Linked DNA regions of Homo sapiens: region 2 is linked to region 1. The links are chromatin contacts, found by Hi-C or POLR2A ChIA-PET in ENCODE. All regions are on one chromosome and are shown on one strand. The core of a region is the stretch at or near the end of the contact, and the rest is flanking DNA. Distances in the headings are between cores, read along the strand shown. Region 1 overlaps FOXK1 (forkhead box K1). Region 2 overlaps AP5Z1 (adaptor related protein complex 5 subunit zeta 1).

Region 1 (5,126 bases), core at 1-2,500:
TCCCTGGTTCAAGCAATTCCCCTGTCTCAGCCTTGAGAGTAGGTGGGAATACAGGCACATGCCACCACGCCCGGCTAATTTTTGTGTGTTTTTAGTAGAGATGGGGTTTCACCGTATTGAAAGAAAGAAAAATGTTTTGGTTTGCTCCGGGAGGGGGCTTAAAAAAATAAAACTATTTCCCAGTGTTAATCCAAATTTGCATAGTAAAGTCGCTTTTATTACAAGAGAGGTTGTGGTTTGCGAAGGAGTTAAGTGATACCTGTGTTTTAAATTACGGCAGGGAAAATACTGTTTATTTTTATTTTATCTTAGCTTCAGGGGGTACACGTGCATATTTGTGACATGGGTATATTACTGGTGGGGATTGCGCTTCTGGGGTTCCCGTTACCTAAAGGGTGAACCGCGTACCCCGTAGGTCATCTTTCACCCCTCGCCCTCTCCCGCCTCCCTGCTTAGGAGTCCCAGTTTCTCATTGTTTCGATCTTCCTGTTCCCGGGTACCCACTGTTCAGCCACTGCTTGTAAGCAAGAGCAGGCGCTGTGCGGTATTGTTTCTGAGTTGGTTCACTTGGGATAAGCGCCTCCAGCTCCATCGCGTTGCTGCCCAGGTCAAGATTTCATTCTTTTTTATAGCTGGGAGTAAAGAAATTGTGTACTGAGCACCTGAAGCTCTTGCAGCTGGAGCTGTTCTGAGAAGCTGGGTGGCGGCCTCCTGTGACTGCGAGTCCCCGTCAGGGGGTGCGAGCAGCTCCCTGGGCCTGCACCTGCCCTGCTCTTGCTGCGGGAGCCAGGAAGGTGGGGGGCCACCCCTTTCCCCTCCTTCCGCCCAGTCCTGTTCTTTGAAACCGCCCTGTGCAAAGACCGGATTCTTGTTGGGGAGAATTCTGTGCGGAGAAAGTAGTAAGTTAGGGACTGGCTGTCTGGCTTTTTGGCCTTCCATTGTTACAATAAAAGCCTCTCTGTTTACATCCGTTTATCTTAGCACCCTGGAATTCAATTGAGTGTTTAGAAACCTCAGAGGCCCTTGAGGTTTTCCCTGCCAAGATACTTTTCAGTTTGAGTTTCTGCTGTAGGGTGGAGCCGGCGTGTTTACAAACACTCCCTGCCCTTCCCTGCCACCTCCCCACTCTCCTCCTCTCTGGCTGCGCTCCCTAACAGATCGGGAGGTGGGAGCGGGGCCAGGCCAGAAGAGCTGGCTGCCTGCAAGGCTGTCCCCTCCCAGTGCCGCCCCGCCCCCGCGGTGCCTGCCTTCCTAATTTGGTGTGCATTCGCCTCGCCAGTCCTCATTGGCCGTGGAGTGGCTGGCTCGGTGTAGGCCGGGCTCGCCCAGGGCCCCTCATTCCCAGGAGTCGGGAGTGGCTTGGGAGCGGCTTTTTCCTGGGGGAGCCTCCCTGATCAGCTGCCCCTGCCCCCGCCCCCCGCGCCACCCTGCGTCCTTCCTTTCCGTTTCTCGCAGGCCCTCGCTCCTTTTCCCAGGGTGGGTGGGTATGGGTGTGGGTGTGTGGTTTTGTGTGTGTGTGTGTGTTTCTGATTTATTTTTTTCTGCCCTGAAGTACTCCACCCAGAAAATGAATGAACTCTCTTTGAAATAAATTCTGCTATCTTTAGCAGAAGTTTGACCTTTTCTTTCCTTTTTGCAAAGAAGGATTTTTACAGGCCAGGCGCCCGGTGGCTCAGGCCTGTAATCCCAGCACTTTGGGAGGCTGAGGCAGGCGGATCACCTGAGGTCAGGAGTTCGAGACCAGCCTGGTCAACATTGTGAAACCCCATCTCTACTGAAAATACAAAAATGAGCCAGGTGTGTAATCCAAGCTACTTGGGAGGCTGAGGCAGGAGAATTGCTTGAACCTAGGAGGCAGAGGTTGCAGTGAACCAAGATTGCACCACTCCAGACTGGGCGGCAGAGCGAGACTCCATCTCAAAAAAAAAAGTGTTTTTAGGAAGGAATTAAAGTATTTAATGAAAGAATTCAAGTAGTTAATCATTTTCTAGGTTCCATCAGACAGACACCAGTCTAAAAAGTGTTCCTTAGAGGTAGAGTTTTAAGAAAACTGCTGAAATTCAGTGAAAGGACATTGCACAGAGTGACTGTTTTTGCTCATGAGGGCAAGACTTCAAGAGCTGTTTCTCTTAAGGCTCTTCCTGATTTCTCCAACGTGGAGATCAAAAATGAAAGTAACTCGTACAATTCGGCGAAGGTCAGCAGTATGTAAATATACAGTAAAAATGCAGCAACTGACTTCAAAATCTTTCCCTTTTAATCATGATTTTTAAACAGTTCTGTCTTATTGCTAGATAACATTCAGTCCTAACTTGGTTTATGTTGTTTTGTAAAGTTAGAGGTCTTTTGAGTTTGGAGGTTATTGGATCTACGTTAGAAATACTCTCCTTTTTCTGACAACTTTGGTAGCTTCCTGCAGGGTGATTCATCTCTTTCAAAGTTTCTGGTTGGCTGGGTGTGGTGACGCACTTTGGGAAGCTGAGGCAGGAGGATTGCTTGAGGCCAGGAGTTCCAGACAAGCCTGGGCAGCATAGTGAGACCCCCATCTCTAAAAAAAAAAATTTTTTTGCTAATTAGCCAGGTGCAGTGGCTCATGTCTTTAGACCCAGCTACTCGGGAGGCTGAGGCAGGAGGATCGCTTGAGCCCAGCAGTTGGAGGCTGTGGCGAGCTATGATGTCACCACTGCACTCCAACCTGGGCAACAGAGCAAGACCCTGTCTCAAAAAATTAATAATTAAAAAACACAAGTTTGTGGCTGCAGCCTTCCGTGTGTTTTCAGCAGGGCTGCAGGAGGATTGTGGTGCGAATGTGTGAATCACCCCTAGCGGGAATCCTGCCTGGCTGATCTGGGCTGGCTGTGCCAGCATTTGCAAATCCAGTGAGGGTCCCTCTTCCCTTGTCTGCCTGTCCCTGTCCCTGTAGGCCTTGCTGCCCCTCCCCACCCCACCACACCCTCTTATGTCTTTTCCCAGCTGAGAACTCTGGGGAAGTAACTATTGTTTCCTCCACATGGGAAGGTTGGGACTTTCTGTCTTCCTTTTATTTTTCCCTCCTGCCTAGATCCCTTCGAGGGGCAACTTTGGCGCTAAAGTGTTGGGAGTTCGGAATGAAGCTTGGTAGGGAAGTCCTTGTGTTTGTCCGAATCTGTTGAAAGGACATCCCCACGCCCGCGTTTCCTGTAATCTCGGAGGGTCCTAGCGCCCGACTTCTCAGGTCAGCCTCGGGTGACAAGCGGCTTGTGTGGAGTAGGCCTGTTGCATGGCTTCTGTGCGGGCATGTTACGCACGAGGACAGCCCTTTCCGGGTTCCATGAGCCTCAGGGGAAGCAGGAGGCGCCTGCAGACACGGAGCTGACCCCGGAACCTGCCTAGCTGCGGGGCCGCCTCTCCGCTCAAGCACCCACTCAGCTCTGTGAGGTCTATGCCTAACATGAGAGCAGCTCCTGTTGAAGCCACCATGCTGGTTATTCTCACCAGGGCAAAGTGCACTTCAGAAACAAGTTAATTTTATTTTCTAAATTATTATTTTTAATGCTGGTTCCAATTTGGGTTTGGGGGGTTGATTTTGTTTTTGTTTGTTTGTTTTTTGGGACAGGGTCTCACTCTATTGCCCAGGCTGGAGTGCAGTGGCACAGTCACAGCTCACTGCAACCTCAACCTCCCGGGCTCAAGCGATCCTCCCACTGCAGCCTCCTGAGTAGCTAGGACTACAGGCACCCACCACCACACACACCCAGCTCATTTTTTATTTTCGTTGAGATGGTGTCTTGCCCAGGCTGGTCCTGAACTCCTGGCCTCAAGCAGTCTTCCCACCTTGACCTCCCAAAGTGCCAAGATTACAAGCCTGGGCCTGTTTTTGTTGTGGTTGTTGTTGCCTTTGTTGTTTTTGTTTTGTTTTGAAGCAGGGTCTTGTTCTGACACCCAGGCCGGAGTGCAGTGGTCCGGTCACGGCTCGCTGCAGCCTCGACCTCCGGGACTCAAGCGATCCTCCCACCTCAGCCGTGACTACAGGAGCAATCCACTAGTTAATTTTTAAAAATAGCTTCCCAGCATTTTACAATGTCGGATTTATCTTAAAGGAACACATTCTTTAAGATCATTCTAAGAAATTCGCCTCTGAAAATTTTCTTTCCCTATTTGTTTATTTTTCCTTTTTCAGATTACGAAGAGACTATCTATCTATCTATATGCATCTTACAAAATGCAAACATTTCAGAAAGTGAAAATTCCCCCACACAACGCTCCCCAGAGCTGAGCCCTTCTCTCTCACTTCTGTGTCTCTGAGTCGTATTCGTACGTGACTGTCTCTTGGTTTTTCCGTTTTAGATATTACACATGAGGTTCCTATATGGAAATTAAGGATTTAGCTTCCCCCCTCCCCATCCCAGTAAAGTTACATCATCATGTCTGGTTTACCTTGCATGAGCGTTTTCTGTATTAGAACTGTGTAGTGATTGTAGCGCTTAGCCATTTCCTTCCTTGTACTTTTGGCTTATTTCCGCCACACTCCCCCCGCTCTTGGGGTTAATAATGGCCTCTTCTCCCTTTACTGTGAAGGCCTTCCTCTGGGGCCCCTCTGACCATGGGATCATCTTCTCCACCATCCTGGGAATCCCCTCAGGAGGTGGTGGTGGAGAGAGGGCTGTTTCCTGATTCCCACGTCTTCCTCTTTCCTGATTTGTTCCTTTGTTTTACCAGAGTCCATCCCCCAGTCGCTTCCTGGGAAAGGGCACAGGAGACAGACTTTTCATTTATTCACTGATTTAAGAGACAAGGTCTCACTTTGTTGCCCAGGCTGGTACTTCTGGGCTCAAGCGAGCCTCCTGCCTCAGCCTCCCGAGTAGTAGGGACTACAGGTGTGCACCACCATGCCCGGCTAATTTTTGTATTTTTTGTAGAGGTGGGGTCTCCCCATGTTGCCCAGGCTGGTCTTGAACTCCTGTGCTCAAGTTATCTGCCCACCTCAGCCTCCCAAAGCGCTGGGATTACAGGTGTGAGCCACCTCGCCTGGACCCCCAGGTTCCTGTCCACGCTTCTGGGACTGGCTGTGCCTGGCGGGCCTCTGAGCTGAGTCTCTCATGCCTCTCCTTTCCTTTCTCTCTCTACTTTCTGAGGGATTTTCTCCA
Region 2 (5,126 bases), core at 90-2,589, 47 kb after region 1:
AGAGGGAGGCCGGCCTCATGCCAGGGTGAAGGGACAGTGGCCAGGGACTTCGGTGCAGATTAAGAGCCTGGGCAGCCAGCTTGCTACTGAGGCCAGGCTGATAGGAGCTCAGGAGGGCGCGGGAGTCCTGGGAGAGGAGGCAAGGCCCACGGTGGGCTTGGCACCCTCACAGACACGCGGGGCTGGCCCCCCTGCTCACCCTCTGGGCTTTGTCTCCGAGCCTTTTGCTCCCAGGCAACACTGAGCTGAGCTGAGGGGTGCCATGGAGCGGCTCTGATTGGAGGCTTGAGGCCCTGTGGCTGGGTCGGGTGGAGGCTGCTGGGTCTGTTTCCTAGTCTTTTGTTTTTGGACAGTTGATGGGCAAGAAGAGCTGCAGTAAAAGTAAATCTCCTTTAATAAGCGTCTGTATGAAGAGTGCGCGATCAGTTCCGTTACCTGCCCTGCACCCTGGGGAGAGGACCAGGGATGGGAACCCCTGGCAGCTGCTGCCAGTCCTGGAGGCTCAGCCCGGCGTGCCACTGCTGCTACAGAAACCAGGTCATTTGTGCACAGCCCGGAAGGCAGCGGCGCGAGTTCCCGGGTGTGGTCACCGCTCTGGGTGGTGCGCTTGTCAATGCCCCTTTTGATGCCCTTGAATAGCCTGAAGATGAAGGGGACCGGGGGAGGGTTGCAAGCGCCATGGCCTATGCAGGCTGCGGCCTCTGGCCATTCGGAGGGAAGGCCCCAGGGAGCCACCTGAGTGGAGCTCAGAACACTGGATTCGCGCGAAGGGGAGGTGTCTGGGCGTGCGGCCCCAGCCCCGCCACCTTCCTGGGCCCTGTGGTCCCACCCTCCGGACTACCAAGGCACAGCTGTGTCGCACGTTCCGCCCGGTGCCTGGGACGGGCTCAGCCGCCAGGGGGCGCCGCCGCCCCGAGAGCCTCACGCCCCGCCCCCAGGCTCAAACTCTTCCCCCTCCCCACTCTGGCTCCGCCCCCGGTCTCCTCTTTTGCTCTGGCCCCGCCCACCTCCCCTCCGGCCTCGGCCCCGCCCCCAATCCCCCATAGCTCTGCGACTAAGAAACCACAGGCTGAAGGCGACTGCAGGGTCCTGCCCCTTGCCCAGCCTCAGGACTATGGAGGGGGCGAGTGACGCGCAAGGAACGGAGCAGGGGACACCGTGCGGGCTCAGGAGCTCCCCAGATGCCCGAGCCGAACCGCGGGGTCCTCACCGCCAGGTTCCAGCCCAGGAAGCGCTCGCCTGCCCCACAGCCTGGGCCTTGGGTCGCGTTCCGAGCTCCAGGACGGCTGGTGTCCCCCGCGGCCTGCGATGACAGCCCAGGGCCGCTGAGCCGGGGCCGCAGGAAAGGCTGGCGCTGGCAGGCGCTTCCGTCGGCAGCACTGTGTTTGTGTTTCCACGTGGAAACAGCAGCGCACGTGTACAACTGTGCATACCAAGGCGTGCGTGCCAGTGCGCGGGTCTCGGGATCACTTCCCAGTGCGGTGCACGACCCCGCCTGCAGCAGTGGGTGTGGGGGCGCTGCTGGGCTCATCCCGAAGCTCAGAGAGCGTGGGGCTGCCCCTAGGCTCGGAATGAGTCTCCCACTGAGTCCGCAGCTCCCCTCCTGCCCTGGGGCGGGGCTTCCCTGACCTGAAGGCGTCGGGGGTGTCCTGGCTCCCAGCTCCCAGGCACTCGTGGGGCCACCGCCCAGGCCAGCTGGTGCTAAGTCCGCAGCCTGTGCAGCAGCGCCCGGCTTAGGACTGGGAGTGTGACTTGAAGGGCCGTCCCGCTCATCCAAGGGACAAGGAGGAGCTCATGGCCACAGGGCCTCGGAGGGCATGACCCCAGCCCAGGGAGGAGCAACCTTCAGGTGGCCTCCAGGAGGCAGCTGGGAAAAGGGCAAAGCTCACCAGCTCTCAACTTTTTTTTTAAATAAACTGAAATTTTAGAATAGTTTTTCAGATTTACAGAAAAGATGATAAACCTTAGAAACATTATATGCTAAGTGAAAGTGAGAAGTGACAGCCTGCTGGCAGTCCTCACAGCCCTCGCTCGCTCTTGGCGCCTCCTCTGCCTGGGCTCCCACTTTGGCAGCACTTGAGGAGCCCTTCAGCCCGCCACTGCACTGTGGGAGCCCCTTTCAGGGCTGGCCAAGGCCGGAGCCGGCTCCCTCAGCTTGCGGGGAGGTGTGGAGGGAGAGGCGCGGTGGGAACCAGGGCTGCACGCGGTGCTTGCGGGCCAGCGCGAGTTCCGGGTGGGCGTGGGCTCTGTGGGCCCCGCACTCGGAGCCGCCGGCTAGCCCCGCCAGCCTGGGCAGTGAGGGGCTTAGCACCTGGACCAGCAGCTGCTGTGCTCGATTTCTCACTGGGCCTTAGCTGCCTTCCTGCGGGGCAGGGCTGGGGACCTGCAGCCCGCCATGCCTGAGCCTCCCCCCTCCCCTCCGTGGGTTCCTGCGCAGTCCGAGCCTCCCCAACGAGTGTTGCCACCTGCTCAGGGCACCCAGTCCCATCGACCACCCAAGGGCTGAGGAGTGCCTTTGGAGCAGGGCACGGGACTGGCAGGCAGCTCTACCTGCAGCCCCTGTGCAGGATCCACTGGGTGAAAGCCAGCTGGGCTCCTGAGTCTGGTGGGGACTTGGAGAACCTTTATGTCTAGCTAAGGGATTGTAAATAAACCAATTGGCACTCTGTATCTAGCTCAAGGTTTGTAAACACACCAATCAGCACCTTGTGTCTAGCTCAGGGTTTGTGAATGCACCAATAGACACTCTGTATCTAGCTACTCTGGTGGGGACTTGGAAAACCTTTTTGTCAACACTCTGTATCTAGTTAATCTGGTGGGGACATGGAGAACCTTTGTGTCTAGCTCAGGGATTGTAAACGCACCAATCAGCACCCTGTCAAAACAGACCACTCGGCTCTACCAGTCAGCAGGATGTGGGTGGGGCCAGATGAGAATAAAAGCAGGCTGCCCGAGCCAGCAGTGACAACCCACTCGGGTCCCCTTCCACACCGGGATGCTTTGTTTGTTCGCTCTTTGCAATAAATCTTGCTGCTGCTCACTCTTTGGGTCCACACTGCCTTTATGAGCTATAACACTCATCGCAAAGATCTGCAGCTTCACTCCTAAAGCCAGCAAGACCACGAACCCACTGGGAGGAACGAACAACTCCAGACGCGCCGCCTTAAGAGCTGTAACACTCACCGCGAAGGTCTGCAGCTTCACTCCTGAGCCAGCGAGACCACGAACCCACCAAAAGGAAGAAACTCCGAACACATCCGAACATCATAAAGAACAAACTGCGGACACGCAGCCTTTAAGAACTGTAACACTCACCGCGAGGGTCCGCGACTTCATTCTTGAGGTCAGTGAGACCAAGAACCCACCAATTCCGGACACAAAAGAATCCAGACCCAAGGCCACATACTGCATGACTCAGGTCAGAGGCGTGGGAGCCACAGCAACCGCGTCTTAAATAGGGGCTGGGTAAAAACGAGGCTGAGACCTGCGGGGCTGCATTCCCAGGAGGACAGGCATTCTTAGTCACGGGATGAGACAGGAGGTCAGCACAAGGTACAGGTTCAAGATGCGGGTCCCAAAGACACTCCTGATAAAATAGGATGCTGTAGAGAAGCTGGCCAAAACCAAGACAGCAACGACAGTGATCTCTAGTCATCCTTGCTGCTCGTTAGTTGCTAATTATAATTCATTAGCATTCTAAAAGACACTCCCACCAGCGCAGTGACAGTTTCCAAATGCCACGGTAACGTCAGGAAGTTACCTATGTAGTCTAAAAAGGGGAAGGACCCTCAGTTCCAGGAAATCTTCATCCCTTTCCTAGAAAACTCATGAATAATCCGCCCCTTGTTTAGCATGTAATCAAGAAATAACTCTAAATATACTCACTAGCGCTCATGCTGCTGCTCTGCCTTTGGAGTGGCCATTTTTTTTTTTTTTTTTGAGACAGAGTCTTGCCCTGTTGCCCAGGCTGGAGTGCAATGATGCAATCTCGGCTCACTGCAACCTCCACCTCCTGGTTTCAAGCAATTCTCCGGCCTCAGCCTCCTGAGTAGCTGGGATTACAGGTGTGTGCCACCACCCCCAGCTAATTTTATTATTTATTTATTTTTTTTTTTTTTGAGACAGAGTCTTGCTCTGTTACCCAGGCTGGATGGAATACAATGGCACAATCTCAGCTCACTGCAACCTCCGCCTCCCAGGTTCAAGTGATTCTCCTGACTCAGCCTCCTGAGTAGCTGGGATTACAGGCGCTTGCTACCATTCCCAGCTAATTTTTCTATTTTTAGTAGAGACGGGGTTTCACCATGTTGGCCAGGATGGTCTCAAACTCCTGACCTCAGGTGGTCAGGCCTTGGCCTCCCACAGTGCTGGGATTACAGGCGTGAGCCAACGCGTCTGTCCCACCCAGTTAATTTTTGTATTTTTAGTAGAGATGGGGTTTCACCATGTTGGTCAGGCTGGTCTCGAACTCCTGAGCTCAGGTGATCCACCCACCTCAGTCTCCCAATATGCTTGAATTATAGGCATGAGCCGCTGCGCCTGTTTCTTTTCTTTCTTTTTTTTTTTTTTGAGGCAGAGTCTTGCTCTATTGCCCAGGCTGGAGTGCAATGGCGCGATCTCGGCTCACTGCAAGCTCCGCCTCCCAGGTTCACACCATTCTGCCTCAGCCTCCCAAGTAGCTGGGACTACAGGTGCCCACCACCACGCCCGGCTAATTTTTTGCATTTTTAGTAGAGACGGGGTTTCACCGTGTTAGCCAGGATGGTCTCGATCTCCTGACCTCGTGATCTGCCCGCCTCGGCCTCCCAAAGTGCTGGGATTACAGGCGTGAGCCACCGTGCCCGGCCTGTTTCTTTACTTTCTTAATAAACTTGCTTTCACTTTATGGACTTGCCCTGAATTTTCCCTTGCTCGAGGTTCAAGAACCTTCTCTTGGGGTCTGGATCAGGACCCCTTTCTGATAACACTTACATGAAATATCCACAAGAGGTGTAGACAGAGGCAGAAAGTGGGTTTGTGGTTGCCAGGGCCTAGGGGCAGAAGGGAATGGGGAGAGCCTGCTTAGTGGCCGTGTTTTCCCCGTTGGAGGTGACCAAACTAGACAGTGGTGATGGTTGCATAACACT

What was found. Hi-C counts contacts between places; a loop is a spot of excess contacts on that map. ChIA-PET counts read pairs that join two places held with the same protein, here RNA polymerase II (POLR2A). Pooled maps may share reads with other maps.
Region 2: a loop to region 1 is called in a pooled map, with 6 times the contacts of the local background. The contact joins two enhancer-like sites. A Hi-C loop is called at or near these places in 2 of 168 maps with a recorded cell type or tissue (spleen and transverse colon) and 7 of 50 pooled maps. POLR2A ChIA-PET finds 5 or more read pairs at or near these places in 2 of 52 experiments (Caco-2 and activated B cell).

Annotation. Positions count from the first base shown.
Region 1 is chr7:4,743,966-4,749,091 of GRCh38, forward strand. The region is part of intron 2 of FOXK1 (forkhead box K1); the gene reads left to right. Among named protein-coding and RNA genes, the nearest start is that of AP5Z1, 29 kb to the right of the region's middle. RefSeq lists an enhancer at 488-537 and silencers at 1,228-1,327, 1,438-1,487. Within about 2 kb of position 1,251, at least 41 of the 41 ENCODE cell types and tissues checked have a DNase peak (open chromatin) inside an H3K27ac peak, as active enhancers do; they include transverse colon, where a contact is called at or near this core.
Region 2 is chr7:4,791,357-4,796,482 of GRCh38, forward strand. It overlaps AP5Z1 (adaptor related protein complex 5 subunit zeta 1), which reads left to right. Exons shown (of 17, transcript NM_014855.3): 17 at 1-3,041. The coding sequence ends at 29. Among named protein-coding and RNA genes, the nearest start is that of MIR4656, 5.3 kb to the left of the region's middle. RefSeq lists a silencer at 878-997 and enhancers at 1,388-1,467, 1,572-2,246. Within about 2 kb of position 1,340, at least 10 of the 41 ENCODE cell types and tissues checked have a DNase peak (open chromatin) inside an H3K27ac peak, as active enhancers do; they include transverse colon, where a contact is called at or near this core.